Regions from separate parts of the Homo sapiens genome. Here regions 1, 3 and 4 are each linked to region 2. The links are chromatin contacts, found by Hi-C or POLR2A ChIA-PET in ENCODE. All regions are on one chromosome and are shown on one strand. The core of a region is the stretch at or near the end of the contact, and the rest is flanking DNA. Distances in the headings are between cores, read along the strand shown.

Region 1 (3,458 bases), core at 764-3,263, 220 kb before region 2:
AGGGTCCCGCCTGAGACTCACGCTGGCCTCCAACATGTGACTTCATGGACACAATGTTCTAATCAGCGAGAACTATCACGTGCCTCCCCTTACACTGATACAAGGGAAAGGAAAAAATAACTGAAGACCCATTCTGAAAGGCCCTTCTTTCTAGACACAGTCTTCACATCGAGGATGCCCACCAAATGCAACAATCCCTCCCCTGCTCCCCGCTGCCGTTTCTCGCCGACGAAGAAACTGTCTACCAACCCTCCAGAGCTCACTTCAGTCATCACCTCCTCAGCGACACCTTGCCAGACCTCCCCACAAGGGGATTCCCCAATCTTGTCCCCCCCCACCAAGAAGAAACCGTAACTCACACCAACACCCACCTACATCTCTTCTCTGGCAGCTAGGACCACAGGAAGGAACATCCAGAAATAAGGGGCACCCTCCTGTATTCCTTCTAATGTTTAGCCTCGTTTGTTTTGTTTTGTTTTGTTTTTTTTGAGGCGGAGTCTCGCTCTGTCGCCCAGGCTGGAGTGCAGTGGCGCTATCTCGGCTCACTACAAGCTCTGCCTCCCGGGTTCACGCCATTCTCCTGCCTCAGCCTCCCGAGTAGCTGGGACTACAGGCGCCCGCCACCGCGCCTGGCTAATTTTTTTTGTATTTTTAGTAGAGACAGGGTTTCACCGTGTTAGCCAGGATGGTCTTGATCTCCTGACCTCGTGATCCGCCCGCCTCGGCCTCCCAAAGTGCTGAGATTACAAGCGTGAGCCACCGTGCCCAGCCATGTTTAGCCTCATTAACCCAAATCCCTTAAAGAGAAATACAAGAGGCCAGGCGCGGTGGCTCACGCCTGTAATCCCAGCACTCTGGGAAGCTGAGGTGGTTGGATCACCTGAGGTCAGGAGTTCGAGACCAGCCTGGCCAACATGGTGAAACTCCGTCTCTACTAAAAATACAAAATTTAGCCGAGTGTCATGGTGGATGCCTGTAATCCCAGCTACTCAGGAGGCTGAGGCAGGAGAATCGCTTGAACCCGGGAGGCGGAGGTTGCAATGAGCCGAGATCGCACCATTGCACTCCAGCCTGAGTGACAGTGAGAATCTGTCTCAAAAAAAAAAAAAAAAGAAAAGAAAAGAAAAAGAAAAAAGAAAAAGACAGAAATACAGGCCAGGCACGATGGCTCATGCCCGTACTCCCAGCACTTTGGGAGGCCAAGGCAGGAGGACCGCTTGAGGCCAGAAGCTCCAGACCAGCCTGGACAACATAGCAAGATCCCATCTCTACAAAAATAAAAAAAATTACCGGGCGTAACTGCACGCGCCCGTAGTCCCAGCACTTTGGGAGGCTAAGGCGGAGGATCACTTGAAAGAGAGAGAAAAGCAGCTACACATCTATAGATTCGGTTCACAGATGAGAAAACAGAGGTCCCGAGAGGTGAAATTACTGGCCCAAGACCACACAACCGACAGGAGCTTGGGAGAGAGGATGTGGCTAGGAAAGGCGCCCAAGTCCGGGGAAGTGGCCCCCAGTGCCATCGCTCAGCGTGACCAGGCAGGGCAGAAGAGCAGGGCACCAGGAACGGGGCGAGGAGGAAACTGTCCCCGAGGACGCCTCTGAGAGCCCCGGGAAAGCGCCTCGGAACGCGGCCAGCTGTAACCTGGACAGGGCTCTCCCGGCGCAGGAGGGCAGGGGACCCCGAGGGACGGAGGCGCGAGAGAGCACGGGGACCCCCAAAGGACAGGCGCGCAGGAGGGCAGGGGGACCTCCGAGGGACTGGGGCGTGGGGCCGAACGCGGGGCGCGGGGGCAGGAAACGAGTCGGGGACCAAGCGCGGCGGCTGAGCCCCGTCCGCCGGGGGTGGTCGGGCCGCGCGCCCTGGGCAGGTGGGGGCTACCGCCGCCCCACGCCCTACCTGACGCCGGGGGATCCGCCTCCTCGTCAGCCTCCGCCTCAGCTGCCGCCCCGACTGCAGCCGCGGGCAGCGGGTCCATCGCGCGGCCAGTCATGTGAGCCCGCGCTCCCACGTGACTTCCTCCCGCGCCACCCGGCCGCGCAGCCCTGCCGCGCCGCGCCCTCGCCCCGCCCACACCCCGCCTGGTCACGCCCCCTCCCCCGCGCGCCACGCCCACAGTCCGCCCCTGCGGGCCCGCCGCGCTCCTCGCCCGGCCTCGCCACGCCTACAACCCGCCTAGCCACGCCCACATGCCCCTCCCCGTCCACGTGGACACGGAGCCTGCTGGTGGCGCAGGTTACCTCCCCTCAGGTTGGACCTCCGGACTCGCAGGTGCACTACCTCAGGCGCAAGCCTGCACCCACCGCACCCTCATTCACTCCCATCTCTCCTCGCCCAGTCACGCCCTTGTTCGCTCATTCACCGGTTACACTGGGGTTTTCTGACTCGCACTTCCTCATTCATCCACTCACCCACTCATTCGCTCACCCACGCACTGCATCCTGCATTCATTCATTCACCCACTCACTCACTGCATCCTACATTCATTCATCCACTCACACACTCACTCACCGCATCCTGCATTCATCCAGCCACTCACTCACTCACTGCATCCTGCAATCATTCACCCACTCACTCACTGCATCCTGCATTCATTCATTCACCCACTCACTCACTGCATCCTGCATTCATTCATTCACCCACTCACTCACTGCATCCTACATTCATTCATCCACTCACACACTCACCGCATCCTGCATTCATCCAGCCACTCACTCACTGCATCCTGCATTCATTCATCCAGCCACTCACTCACTGCATCCTGCATTCATTCATTCACCCACTCACTCACTGCATCCTGCATTCATTCATTCACCCACTCACGCACTGCATCCTGCATTCATTCACCCACTCACCCACTCACTCACTGCATCCTGCATTCATTCATTCACCCACTCACCCACTCACTCTCTGCATCCTGCATTCACTCATTCACTCACTTATTGCATCCTGCATTCATTCACCCACTCACCCACTCACTCACTGCATCCTGCATTCATTCATCCACCCACTCACTCATGCACTGCATCCTGCATTCATTCATCCATTCACTCACTCACTCACTTACTGCTTCTTCATACGTTCATTCACCCACTCACTCACTGCATCCTGCATTCATTCATCCACCCACTCACTCATGCACTGCATCCTGCATTCATTCATCCATTCACTCACTCACTCACTTACTGCTTCTTCGTACATTCATTCACCCACTCACGCACTGCATCCTGCATTCATTCATTCACCAACCCACTCACTGCATTCTGCATTCATTCAGTCACTCACTCACTGCATCCTGCATTCATTCATTCACCCACTCACTCACTTACTGCATCCTACATTCATTCATTCACTCACTGCATCCTGCATTCATTCATTCACCCACTCACTCACTTACTGCATCCTGCATTCATTCACTCACTCACTAACTGCATCCTGCATTCATTCACTCACTCAC
Region 2 (3,189 bases), core at 443-2,942:
GGTCTAGGATGCTGGGGGCTCTAGGTCCCAGCCAAAAGCACAACCCCAAGGCTCTGGCCTGGTCTGGCCACTGGGGAGCCCAGCCCCTGCAGGAGGGACAGTGACTCCTGTGACCGGGCCTGGGGCCTCCTTATCCAACTTCACTCCTGCCACGAGCTCACAGAGTCCACATCATCGCCTCACTTTGCAGGTGGGGAAACTGAGGCACGGAGCAGCTGATGCCCAAGGTCCAGCAGCCATGCTGGTGGGCTGGGGAGGCGCTCAGACTCCAAGCCAGGCAGGCCGTGGGTCCGGCCGCCCCACAGCTGGTAATGCTGCACCTCCCTCTCCTGTGATGTGGCCCCAGGCCCCGACCCCGCTCAGGGGTGGTGGGAAGAGTCCTGGAGAGCAGGAGCAGTGCCGGAGCCCCCACTGCAGCTGGTCCCAGCCCCTGCAGAGATCCAGACGCTTGTTTTTTAAATACAGCAGCTCTGCGGTGCTTTTCCTTCCTCAAATCCAGCCTTTGAGGGTGACTGAGTAGGGGACGGGTGCTGCAGCCTCTGCGGGGATTCCCTCCCCTCACCCTCCTGGCAGCCCCGGGGCGGCTCACTTCCTCTTCACCATGAGCCCCCACCCCTTCCCTGGGGCTTACACCCTTGGCCTGGCACTGCCCTGGCCGCGCCCCTTGCAAGTTCCTGCTCTGGCCTGACCCTGCTTCCCCCGACCCCAGGGCTCCAGGTCCCCCTCCTGGTGCCTCTGCACCCCCCACTCTGCTCCAAGGAGACGACACACTGTGAAAAGTGCCTCTCTATGGGGGGGTGCCTTGCCCTCCCCCGTCGCTGCCCCCTCCAGAAGAGTGCTGACGTGCTGAATGGGCCTGCAGAGACCCCCTTACTCTAAGCCTGGCTGGGGGCTACCCTGGCCTTGGGGGCGGCTGGCAGGGCTGTGACCCCACCTTGGCCTTGGACGGTCCTGAGTCAGCAGAGCAGCTGCCTGGGGGGTGTGGACAGTGATGGGGATGGCGGGAGGATGGAGGGCCCTCACCGTCACGTGGCCTGACCCCCGTCTGGGTGGCTGTGGTCCTCCCTGAGCACCCACCATGTGCCCACCCACTTCTCATAGGACGGCATAGGCCCCTCTTCTGAACGAGGAAGCTGAGACTCTGGGGTGGGGCGGGGGGGTCGTGACGGAACAGGCTGCGGGCAGAGGCTGCTGGCCTCCTTCCTGCCCGGCTGACTCAGAGGCTTGGGGCCTTCTGCCCTGGCCCCGACGCTGTCCCCGCCTGCAGCTGGCATCGCCTCCCCACAGAGCTGGTGGGGCCCCGGGGGCAGAGGTGTGGCTGGACCCAGGGGTCGGACAGACCCATGGATACAGCTGTGGGGGCCCTGCCAGGGCTTGGGGAGTCCCCATTAATGTTCATATGTCCCTGTGTGTGGAGCGGGGTGGGAGTGGGGGCTAAGTGGGCATCGGGGAGAGCAGAGGAGCAAGAAGTGGGGTGGGGAGGAAGCCCGGCTCCTCCCGAGGCCTCGACCTCTCCATCTGACAAATGGGAACAAAGGTAAATGCAGTCCCCGGGTGCTGGAGGTCAGGGGGTGTTTTGGAAGGTGCACAGGACAGCGCATCTGGCCCCTTCCTCTTCCAAGCTGAGGGAGGGACGTTTCTCTGCCCTCAAAAGGGGAAGCAGGCCCAGCAGTGTCTTAGGGGAATGAGGCAGCCTGACCTCTTCCATCCACCGCCCCCCCACCCCCCAGAAGGTGACTCACCCGGCAGGGGAGGTGAAGTCATTCCTCCCCCAGGTACATTCTGGGGACAGCTGTGTCCCACCCACCAGTGGTGCCATCACATCAGATTAGAGGTCTGGTCAGAAAGGGGCCTGGCTGGTCCCTGGGGCTCCATGTCCCCCCAGTCTAGCCCAGCCAGGCCCCCTTTCCCAAACTTCTGATCATTAATGGGGCTTTCAAAACAAGTAAAACTGCAACCACAGGGGCTGCAGGGCGCTCAGCGAGGGTGGCAGACCTCAGCCGCCACCCCTGCTTCCGTTCTGCCAGGCGAGTGCCTGGGGAGCCCCAAGGCTGCTTGGGGTCTGGGAGGGGCTGCTAGGGTGGGGCGCCTCCCCACTCAGTTGAAAGGAACTTCCCTTCCACTGGGGCCATCAGGGCCAACTTCCTGGAAGAGGTGCCTCTGAGCTGAAGCAGGAAGGCTTTGTCAAGATGGAGTAGGGAGAGAAGGGGCCTTCCAGGTCTCAGCACAGCCTGGGCAAAGGTGCAGAGGTGGGATCCACTGGGAGGACTGGAAGCCTGGGAAGGAGGGCAGGCAATGCAGTTGGGTCTCTTGATCCCCCCTCCCCAATCACAGACAACTAGGGCTCTCCACAGGCTCAGAGGGGCCAGGGCCAGGCTGCTATGTGACTTCAGCCATTCTTGCCGGGTGGGCCTGGGGTCAGAGGGAAAGCAGGGACCAGGGCCAGATCCATCTTCGAGTCTGTCAGAACAATGGGCAAGTCTTGTTCCCTGCTGGGTCCATGTGCCCACACAGCCTCAGCCTTCTTAGATATTCTGCAGGGTGACCCCCTGCTTCTGAGCCCAGAATTGGACACACAGGAAGGCCCTTGGGGCCAGGCGTGGTGGCTCACAGCCGGGCTGTGCCCTCTGCCTGGAGCCGCAGCCTGGATGCCTCCCACCCCACATTTAGGCTTCAGGCCCCACAGCTGCCTCTTCCCAGAACCCTCCCGGCACGCACTTCGGCGACTCTTACAAGTACCTGTTCAGCGTCAGCCTTCGCCCAGGAGTGCAGGCTGGGGACGAGGGCAGTGGCCACCTCTGCCGGTCCTGTCAGCACCTAGTGCAATGTCCAGCCCACCGTGGGCACTCAACGCAGGCGGCTGTGCTGCCGCAGGTCACAGCACCAATCAGACACCCCCATCCCCACACACACCCTGCACCGGCCCACGCGGCCATCACACTCGGAGCACACGCGCTCCGATGTGGCTGCACTGTTGGCACACGCACAGGCGCGCACGTGGGCGCATACACGCCGGGGCGCCCTGACCTCCCCGCACGCCCTCCCGCAGCCGCCCCGGCCTCTGTCCCCACGCGTGTCACACACGGCTGGGTGTGCTCGCTCACGCCGTCCCGCGACGTTGCTCCAGCCGGTGCCCGGAGCTCGATCGGGAGAGCTGCTGTTGGCCGCCTCTGCCTGCCAGCGTTTGCC
Region 3 (3,204 bases), core at 269-2,768, 180 kb after region 2:
GTGATGGCATCAGGCTCAGCTGGCTGCTGCAGAAAAACGCCTCCATCCCAAGATCTTTAATCATCTGCAGCCCCTTTGGCTGTGGGGACTCACAGGTCCCAGGGCTGAGACGTGGACTCTCTGGGGCTGTCGCTCAGCTGCTGAGGTGGCTTCTCCTTCCTGGGGCTGCAAGCGCCAGTCTTGTTGGCCCGGCTGCCTCTCCAGCGTCCCCACTGGGCTGTCCATGGCCTTTGACTTACCATGTCCTGATCTCCAAATGGCCCTGGCTGTCACTCCACATCATGCAGTACTGTGTGCCCTCAGGTCACACCAAACGCTGGTGGCCCACACCTGACTTGGGAAGGGGCAGGGCCCAGGCAGAGGAAGAGGATGACGGGGTGCCAGCCTGAGCCTGGAAGATGGGGGTCCCCGGCTGCCTCCTGACCCCATCCTCTGGCCCTCTCCCCGCAGACGGCATCCTGTCCTTCTTGAAGAACAACAAGCCAGGGGACGCGCTGTGTGTGCTGGGCCTCACACTGTCTGACCTGTACCCCCATGAGGCCTGGAGCTTCACCTTCAGCAAGTTCCTTCCAGGGCACGGTGAGCCGGGGCCCCAGCAGCTGTGCGTGGGGGGTAGCCTGGCATGGGGCTGTGGCCTCCGTGGCTGCAGGGCACCCTCTTTGCTTTTGCTTCAAGCACCCTCCTGGTGGAAGTCAACACCTGTGCATGGGAATAGATGGCCCCTTCCAGCTCCTCCTGAGGAATGGCATAGGGGCTGTTCCTCAGCTGTGGCGTCTGCCCCAGGGCCCAACTTCATGTGGGCAGGACAGGGCCTCCCAGGACTGGTATGTCTTTGGGCCATGGCCAGCTTGCATGAGAGCATGAGGTGGGTTTGACGGTGGGCCCCCCAGAGCCAAGGCTGACCCCTGAGAGTGCCCTTCTCTCCATCTCTCTCCAGAAGTGGGCGTCTGCAGCTTCGCCCGGTTCTCAGGGGAATTCCCGAAGTCGGGGCCCAGCGCCCCTGATCTGGCCCTGGTAGAGGCAGCAGCAGACGGCCCCGAGGCCCCCCTGCAGGACAGGGGCTGGGCCCTGTGCTTCAGTGCCCTGGGGATGGTTCAGTGCTGCAAGGTGGGTGGGGGCTCTGGGGCTGGTAAGAGGGGACAGGAGGGTGCTGTCTGAGCCCTTGGTGCCTCGGTCTGTTACACTGCCCCATCCTCACAGTGAAGTGGATGGACCCCTAACTCTATGGAATGAGGAAAGCAAGGCTACACAGCTATGAAGCAGCAGGGGAGGGATTAGAGCCCCAAGCCCCTATCCTGTGTGGCCTCCCACCCTGACTCACCTTTCCCCTGGGGCCCTGAAAGTGGCCTGTGCCGCCTGGGGCAGGGGGAGGGCGCCTGGACCACCTCCCGGCCATCTGGCCTCACCCAGGTCCTCATTTTGGTCCTGCTGGGGCTGCCTGGGGATCTGCCGGATGCAGGGGCAAGGCAGTGAGGCAAGGTGCTTGGTGGCCTTCCCCCCAGGTCACGTGCCACGAGCTCTGCCACCTTCTGGGCCTGGGGAACTGCCGCTGGCTCCGCTGCCTCATGCAGGGTGCGCTCAGCCTGGACGAGGCCCTGCGGCGGCCCCTGGACCTCTGTCCCATCTGCCTGAGGAAGCTGCAGCATGTCCTGGGTTTCAGGCTCATCGAGAGGTACCAGGTGAGTGGCTGAGTTGCGCTGCCCGGCTGCTGGGACCTGCGCTCCGGAGGCCCGCGAGCGCCGCCTGGAGGCTACGCAGGGCATGGGGACCGCACACAGGCTTTGTCAACTGCCGGGTTCCAGGCAGTGCAGAGCCCTGGGACCTGCGCTGGGGTTGAGCTCCATCCGGATCTCACTGGCAGTAGATCGAGTCCTGCCAGGGCCCGCGTGTGGTGGCTGTGACTGGGAGGTTGCAGCGGGGTCGAGTGGGGACGAGGGCTTTTCTCCCTCTGTCAGGAAGAGCTGGCATTGGAGCCCAGCCGGCGGGTGGCACGGTCTTCCCAGGGTAACTTTCTCTTTGCTTTCCCGTCACCCACACTTGGGTCACTGCTGCTCAGAGGAGGCACAGGCCCCTTGCGAGGAGGTGGGAGCTGACACAACAAGGCTTGTTGGAGGTGGCCTCCATTCCTAACTCCCTCTGTCGCCTGGGTGGGGTTGCCGAGCAAAGGGCTCGTCCGTATTCATGGACATTTGTTTGCAAGCTCAAAAGCTTTACTCTGAGTTCTGAGTGCAAAGGCAGGTGGTGGTAATTTTTCTTCAAACCCAGCTTTGGACTACAACCAGTTATAAGGTGCTCACTGCGTACAGGCACCAGAGCAGTCAATGAAACCGCGCTGGAAAGCCCCTGCATCCTCCTCCCGCCCGTTGAGGCAAGTGGGGGTGTGGTTCCCGGACCGAGCCTGTCAGAATCCCCTGCAGGGCCTAGCTGGGCCCTCCTTCCTTCTGGGGTAGAGTGAGGAGCTGTATCTTGCAGGGTCCTGGGTGACACTGAACTAGAGGCCGTGGCATTTCTAGCTCACAGTGCTGGAATCTCTCTGCAGGGATCCTCTCTGAAGACTCTGGCAGTCAAGGGAAGGTGAAGGGGGCACAGAGGAAACAGCTTTTCCAAGTGTAAGGAGAAGAGCCTGTGACTTGGGGGGAACCCAGGCGCAGCCATGGCTGAGGGTAGGAGCATCTCCCGAGGGTACAGGTGGCGTGATGGCTGGTCAGCACCTGGTGATGCCTTGTAAAGGTTGCTGCTGCCAGCTGTGCCCCGTCAAGGGGCAGCTCTTAGTACCTTCCTGAGGCTGTGTAACAGGCACAGGGGCAGCTTGGTCTGCAGAAAGGGTTGAGAGCTCTCATTTGATGCCTTCACCTGGGGTCTTGTGCAACCATCTGACATGAACTTTTAGAAAGTGTATGCCCCTCCCTACACGTGCTGACCTGGCATAGCCTGGATCCACCTGGATCTGAGCTGGAGGGTGTAGCTCCTCCTCCTGCCCAGAGCTCTCTCCGTTCCGTGAGCACCATCTCCTGAGGCTGTGGAGGGAAGAGGGCCAGGGCAAAGGCACTCCAGGGTGGCCTGGCCCTCCTGGCTGTTGTAGGGAGGGCAGTGGTGTGGATGTGAGGTCACCTGCTGTCCCAGGGCTTGGGGAGGTGCTGGAGAGCTGACCAAGGGCCTGGCCAGAAAAGGTCACTGCTGTCCACTGACAGCAATCAGTGAAAT
Region 4 (3,610 bases), core at 1,110-3,609, 230 kb after region 2:
CCACAGAATAACAAACCATTTTATAAAGAAGAACAACGTTTTCATAATACCAACTTTCAACTTGCTAGAAAGTGACAGAGTTTATCATCGGCAAAAGAAAAGTAATATGGATCAACCGAATAGAAATGAGAGTGCAGAAACAGGCCCCCACATATATGGCCAATTGATTTATAAAAAATTGACAAGGCAACTCAAATGAGGAAAGGAAAAGTTTTCAACAAATGGTGCTGGAAAAACTGGTGATCTGCACATAACTTAAAAAAAACTCTCATTTGGAGGATCAGAAAATCAAAAAAGGACATTGATTCTAACTATGTCCTATATAAATCTAATTCAAACTGGATCACTAAAACTAGACTGAAAAAAACATAGGATGTCAGGTATGGTGGCTCACATTTATAATCCTACGAGTTCAAGACCAGCCTGGGCAATAGAGTGAGACCTCATCTCTGCAAAAAATTTTTAAAAATTAGTCAGGTGTGGTGGCACACGCCTATAGTCCCAGCTACTCAGGAGGCTGAGGCAGGAAGATCTCTTGAGCCCGGGAGGTCGAGGCTGCAGTGAGCCACAATCGTGCCACTGCACTACAGCCTGAGTGAGACCCTGTCTCAAACAAACAAACAAACAAACAAAAACATAGGAGAGGATCTGTGTGATCTTGGGTTAGGAAAAGATTTCTGTGCTGTCAGAATTCTAAGATGAGCCTCGATGACAGACGCCCCTGTCTTTCCCTGGAGTGTGGAAGGGACCTGAGAATATGATGGAACATCACTTTTGTGATTTGGTTACTTTAAGTTAGTCAAAGAGGAGGTGCTCTTGGGCCAGGTATGGTGGCTCATGCCAAGGTGGGAGGATCCCTTGAGCCCAGGCCATTTGAGGTTGGTCTGGGTAACACAGTGAGACCTCATCTCTATTAAAAATTTAAAAAGTAGCCGGGTGTGGTGGCACATGCCTGTAGTTCCAGCTACTCAGGAGGCTGAAGTGGAAGGTTCTCTTGAGCTGGGGAGTTCGAGGCTGCAGTGAACCGTGATTGTGCCAGTGGCACTCCAGTCTGGGCAACAGAGCGATACTCTGTCCCAAGGCGGGGGAAAAAAGGAGGTGACCTTGGCAGGCCCGATCTAATCAGGTGGGCCTTTTTTTTTTTTTTTTTTTTTTTTGAGACGGAGTCTTGCTCTGTCACCCAGGCTGGAGTGTAGTGGCACGATCTTGGCTCACTGCAAGCTCTGCCTCCCGGGTTCACGCCATTCTCCTGCCTCAGCCTCCCAAGTAGCTGGGACCGCAGCGCCCGCCACCATGCCCGGCTAATTTTTTGTAGTTTTAGTAGAGACAGGGTTTCGCCATGTCAGGTGGGCCTTTTAAAAGAGGTGCTCTCCTGCTGACCTAGAAGAAAGCACACAGCCGTGTTATGAGGAGGAGCCACGTGGCAAGGAAGTGAGGGCACCCCTAGGAGCTGCCAGCTAGTAAGAAAATGGGACATCAGTCAGAGGACTGCAAGGAAATGAACTCTGCCAGTACCAGTGAGCTTGAAAAAGGATGACAAGCCTTAGATGGGAACGCGGCCAGGTGCACCAGCCTGCGAGGTTCCGAGCAGAGCACGTGGCGAACTCTGGATGCCCAGGCTGCTGACCCAAGCACATTGGGAGATCATTACATCTGTGCCGTTTTAAGTTGCTAATTGGTGGTAATCTTTTCATCCAGCAACAAAAAACCTTTAGTACTTCTTAGGGCAAAATAACCATGAAGCATAAAGGAAAATGTCATCTTCCCTGCACATTCTCAGCCCCAGGGACCTCTTGCACTTAGTACGTACTGAACGCTTGCTGAGTCAATGAAGACATGTGTTTTTTCAAACCTGACTTTTTAAATGGCAGCTTAAATATTTTTTCCTTTAATAGCTTAGTGGTTCTCTGACTCCTGTTCGCTGTCCCCACATCAGAATAGCAATAATAAGGAATGATTCTTCCCTCCCCCTGCAAATGTAGCTGCCTGGTTAACACAGAACACAAGCTCTACAGACCTAATAAATGTCTGGAAAACCTCTTGCTTGGGGATGAGTCACTCCCTAACTCAAAACCAACAGGATGAGTCAGCAGCTGTTGCTTCAGGCTCTTTATGGAAAGCCCCTCTATTTTTACTATCCTATTCTTAAACAAAGACAAAAACCCAAAAACTCAACATCTCCCCAACTATCGATGCTTACAGTATTAGAAATGAAAACTCAGAGCTTTTAAGAAAACAAGGCTTTAGGGCCGGGTGCAGTGGCTCACACTGTAATCCTAGCACTTTAAGAAAACAAGGCTCTGCAAACACTTATCTCATTCGCCATCCAAGTGATGACATCCTCATACGTCGTGTGGCCTCTGAAAAGCTCCAATGCAGGCTTGCACATGAAAGAGGGTGTAAAGGGCAGACAGTGTCTCAGCAGTTTCATGTGTTCTGTGCTGTCAGGGTTCTAAGACGAGCCTCAATGACACACGCCCTGTGCAATTTCTTCCCCTGCAGCGTGGGAGGAAGCTGGAGTGTGATGGAACGTATCTCCTGTGATTGGGCGACTTTCAGCTAAGCCAAAGGGAGGTGATCTTGGTGGGCCTGATCTAATCAGGGGAGCCTTTCAAGGAACCTGGGGGAACCCCTGAAAGGGTCTCGGGGGCCCCCACAGCACACTTGGAGGAACCCCTGTGCTAGAGAGGTTGGTGCCTGTGTAGCAGCGTGCCCCTAACAGCAGAGTCACAGCCCTAGGCTGGAAGCCACCAGTGCCCACCTCTGGTTCAGTGGATAATCAAGTGCAGTTTACTCATCTAATAGAACACCACAGAAGAATGGATATGAGAGGGTTATCACCGCATGTATCAACATGATGGGTCTCTGCTGGGCGCGGTGGCTCATGCCTATAATCCCAGCGCTCTGGGAGGCCGAGGTGGATCACCTGAGGTCAGGAGTTCGAGACCAGCCTCCTGATATGGTGAAACACCGTCTCTACTAAAAATACAAAAACTAGCGGGGCGTGGTGGTGGGCGCCTGTAATCCCAGCTACTGGGGAGGCTGAGGCAGGAGAATCACTTGAACCCAGGGGGCGGAGGTTGCAATGAGCCGAGATTACACCATTGCACTCAGCCCTGGGCCACAGAGCAAAACACTGTCTCAAAATAAATAAATAAATAAATAAATAAATAAATAAATAAATAAATAAATAAAATAAAAATAAAAACCCCATGATGGATCTCAAAATATAACGCTGAAGAAATAAGTCATAAAATGGTTATACTGTCCTTATTTACATGAAGTTAAAACACAGGCAAAAGGAAACAAAGCGCTAGCTGTAAGAACTCACACCTACCTTGCACTTCCTATGTGCCTGCACTGTTCTAAGGGCCTCCCCCATATCACCTTCATTCTCACAATACTCACGGTGTGTTATTACTGTTCTGTCCATGTGACAGATGGGAAGACTGAGACAAAGTGGTTAAATAACATGCCCAAGTGGTAAGTTACTACTGTTTAGGAATAGGTGGTAAAAAGACAAGTAAAAGGAAAGGAATAATTAGCCAAATACTAGAATAGTGGTGACGCTGGGGTGGCGGTAGTGGCTCACATGGGGTTTATGAATTAC

The links. A loop is a pair of places that touch in the nucleus more often than their neighbours do. ChIA-PET counts read pairs that join two places held with the same protein, here RNA polymerase II (POLR2A). Pooled maps may share reads with other maps.
Region 1: a map of B cell shows a loop between it and region 2 (7-fold over the local background). The contact joins the promoter of SNX8 here to the enhancer-like site in region 2. A Hi-C loop is called at or near these places in 3 of 168 maps with a recorded cell type or tissue (B cell, CD4-positive, alpha-beta T cell and PC-9) and 5 of 50 pooled maps. POLR2A ChIA-PET finds 5 or more read pairs at or near these places in 5 of 52 experiments (B cell, H1, WTC11 and 2 more).
Region 3: a loop to region 2 is called in a map of B cell, with 3 times the contacts of the local background. The contact joins two enhancer-like sites. A Hi-C loop is called at or near these places in 1 of 168 maps with a recorded cell type or tissue (B cell) and 7 of 50 pooled maps. POLR2A ChIA-PET finds 5 or more read pairs at or near these places in 12 of 52 experiments (A549, B cell, CD4-positive, alpha-beta memory T cell and 9 more).
Region 4: a loop to region 2 is called in a pooled map, with 12 times the contacts of the local background. The contact joins two enhancer-like sites. A Hi-C loop is called at or near these places in 7 of 50 pooled maps. POLR2A ChIA-PET finds 5 or more read pairs at or near these places in 2 of 52 experiments (K562 and activated CD8-positive, alpha-beta memory T cell).

What each region holds. Positions count from the first base shown.
Region 1 is chr7:2,312,428-2,315,885 of GRCh38, forward strand. SNX8 (sorting nexin 8) reads right to left here and starts at 2,014. Exons shown (of 11, transcript NM_013321.4): 1 at 1,901-2,014. The coding sequence starts at 1,994. RefSeq lists enhancers at 124-203, 244-373, 2,118-2,618, 2,619-3,119 and silencers at 1,690-1,929, 2,030-2,299.
Region 2 is chr7:2,528,684-2,531,872 of GRCh38, forward strand. It overlaps a transcript of LFNG not described here. Among named protein-coding and RNA genes, the nearest start is that of MIR4648, 3.2 kb to the left of the region's middle. RefSeq lists enhancers at 1-660, 661-1,634, 2,066-2,215, 2,610-3,189 and silencers at 666-725, 1,246-1,345. Within about 2 kb of position 1,693, at least 23 of the 41 ENCODE cell types and tissues checked have a DNase peak (open chromatin) inside an H3K27ac peak, as active enhancers do; they include B cell, CD4-positive, alpha-beta T cell, GM12878 and 1 more, where a contact is called at or near this core.
Region 3 is chr7:2,708,138-2,711,341 of GRCh38, forward strand. It overlaps AMZ1 (archaelysin family metallopeptidase 1), which reads left to right. Exons shown (of 7, transcript NM_001384743.1): 4 at 451-579; 5 at 938-1,107; 6 at 1,503-1,679. Among named protein-coding and RNA genes, the nearest start is that of AMZ1, 22 kb to the left of the region's middle. RefSeq lists enhancers at 1,407-1,506, 1,426-2,121, 2,267-2,486, 2,497-2,546, 3,187-3,204 and a silencer at 1,667-1,826. Within about 2 kb of position 1,519, at least 4 of the 41 ENCODE cell types and tissues checked have a DNase peak (open chromatin) inside an H3K27ac peak, as active enhancers do; they include B cell and GM12878, where a contact is called at or near this core.
Region 4 is chr7:2,755,997-2,759,606 of GRCh38, forward strand. All of the region lies in intron 2 of GNA12 (G protein subunit alpha 12), which reads right to left. It also overlaps a transcript of AMZ1 not described here. Among named protein-coding and RNA genes, the nearest start is that of AMZ1, 70 kb to the left of the region's middle. RefSeq lists an enhancer at 1,992-2,281. Within about 2 kb of position 2,360, at least 37 of the 41 ENCODE cell types and tissues checked have a DNase peak (open chromatin) inside an H3K27ac peak, as active enhancers do.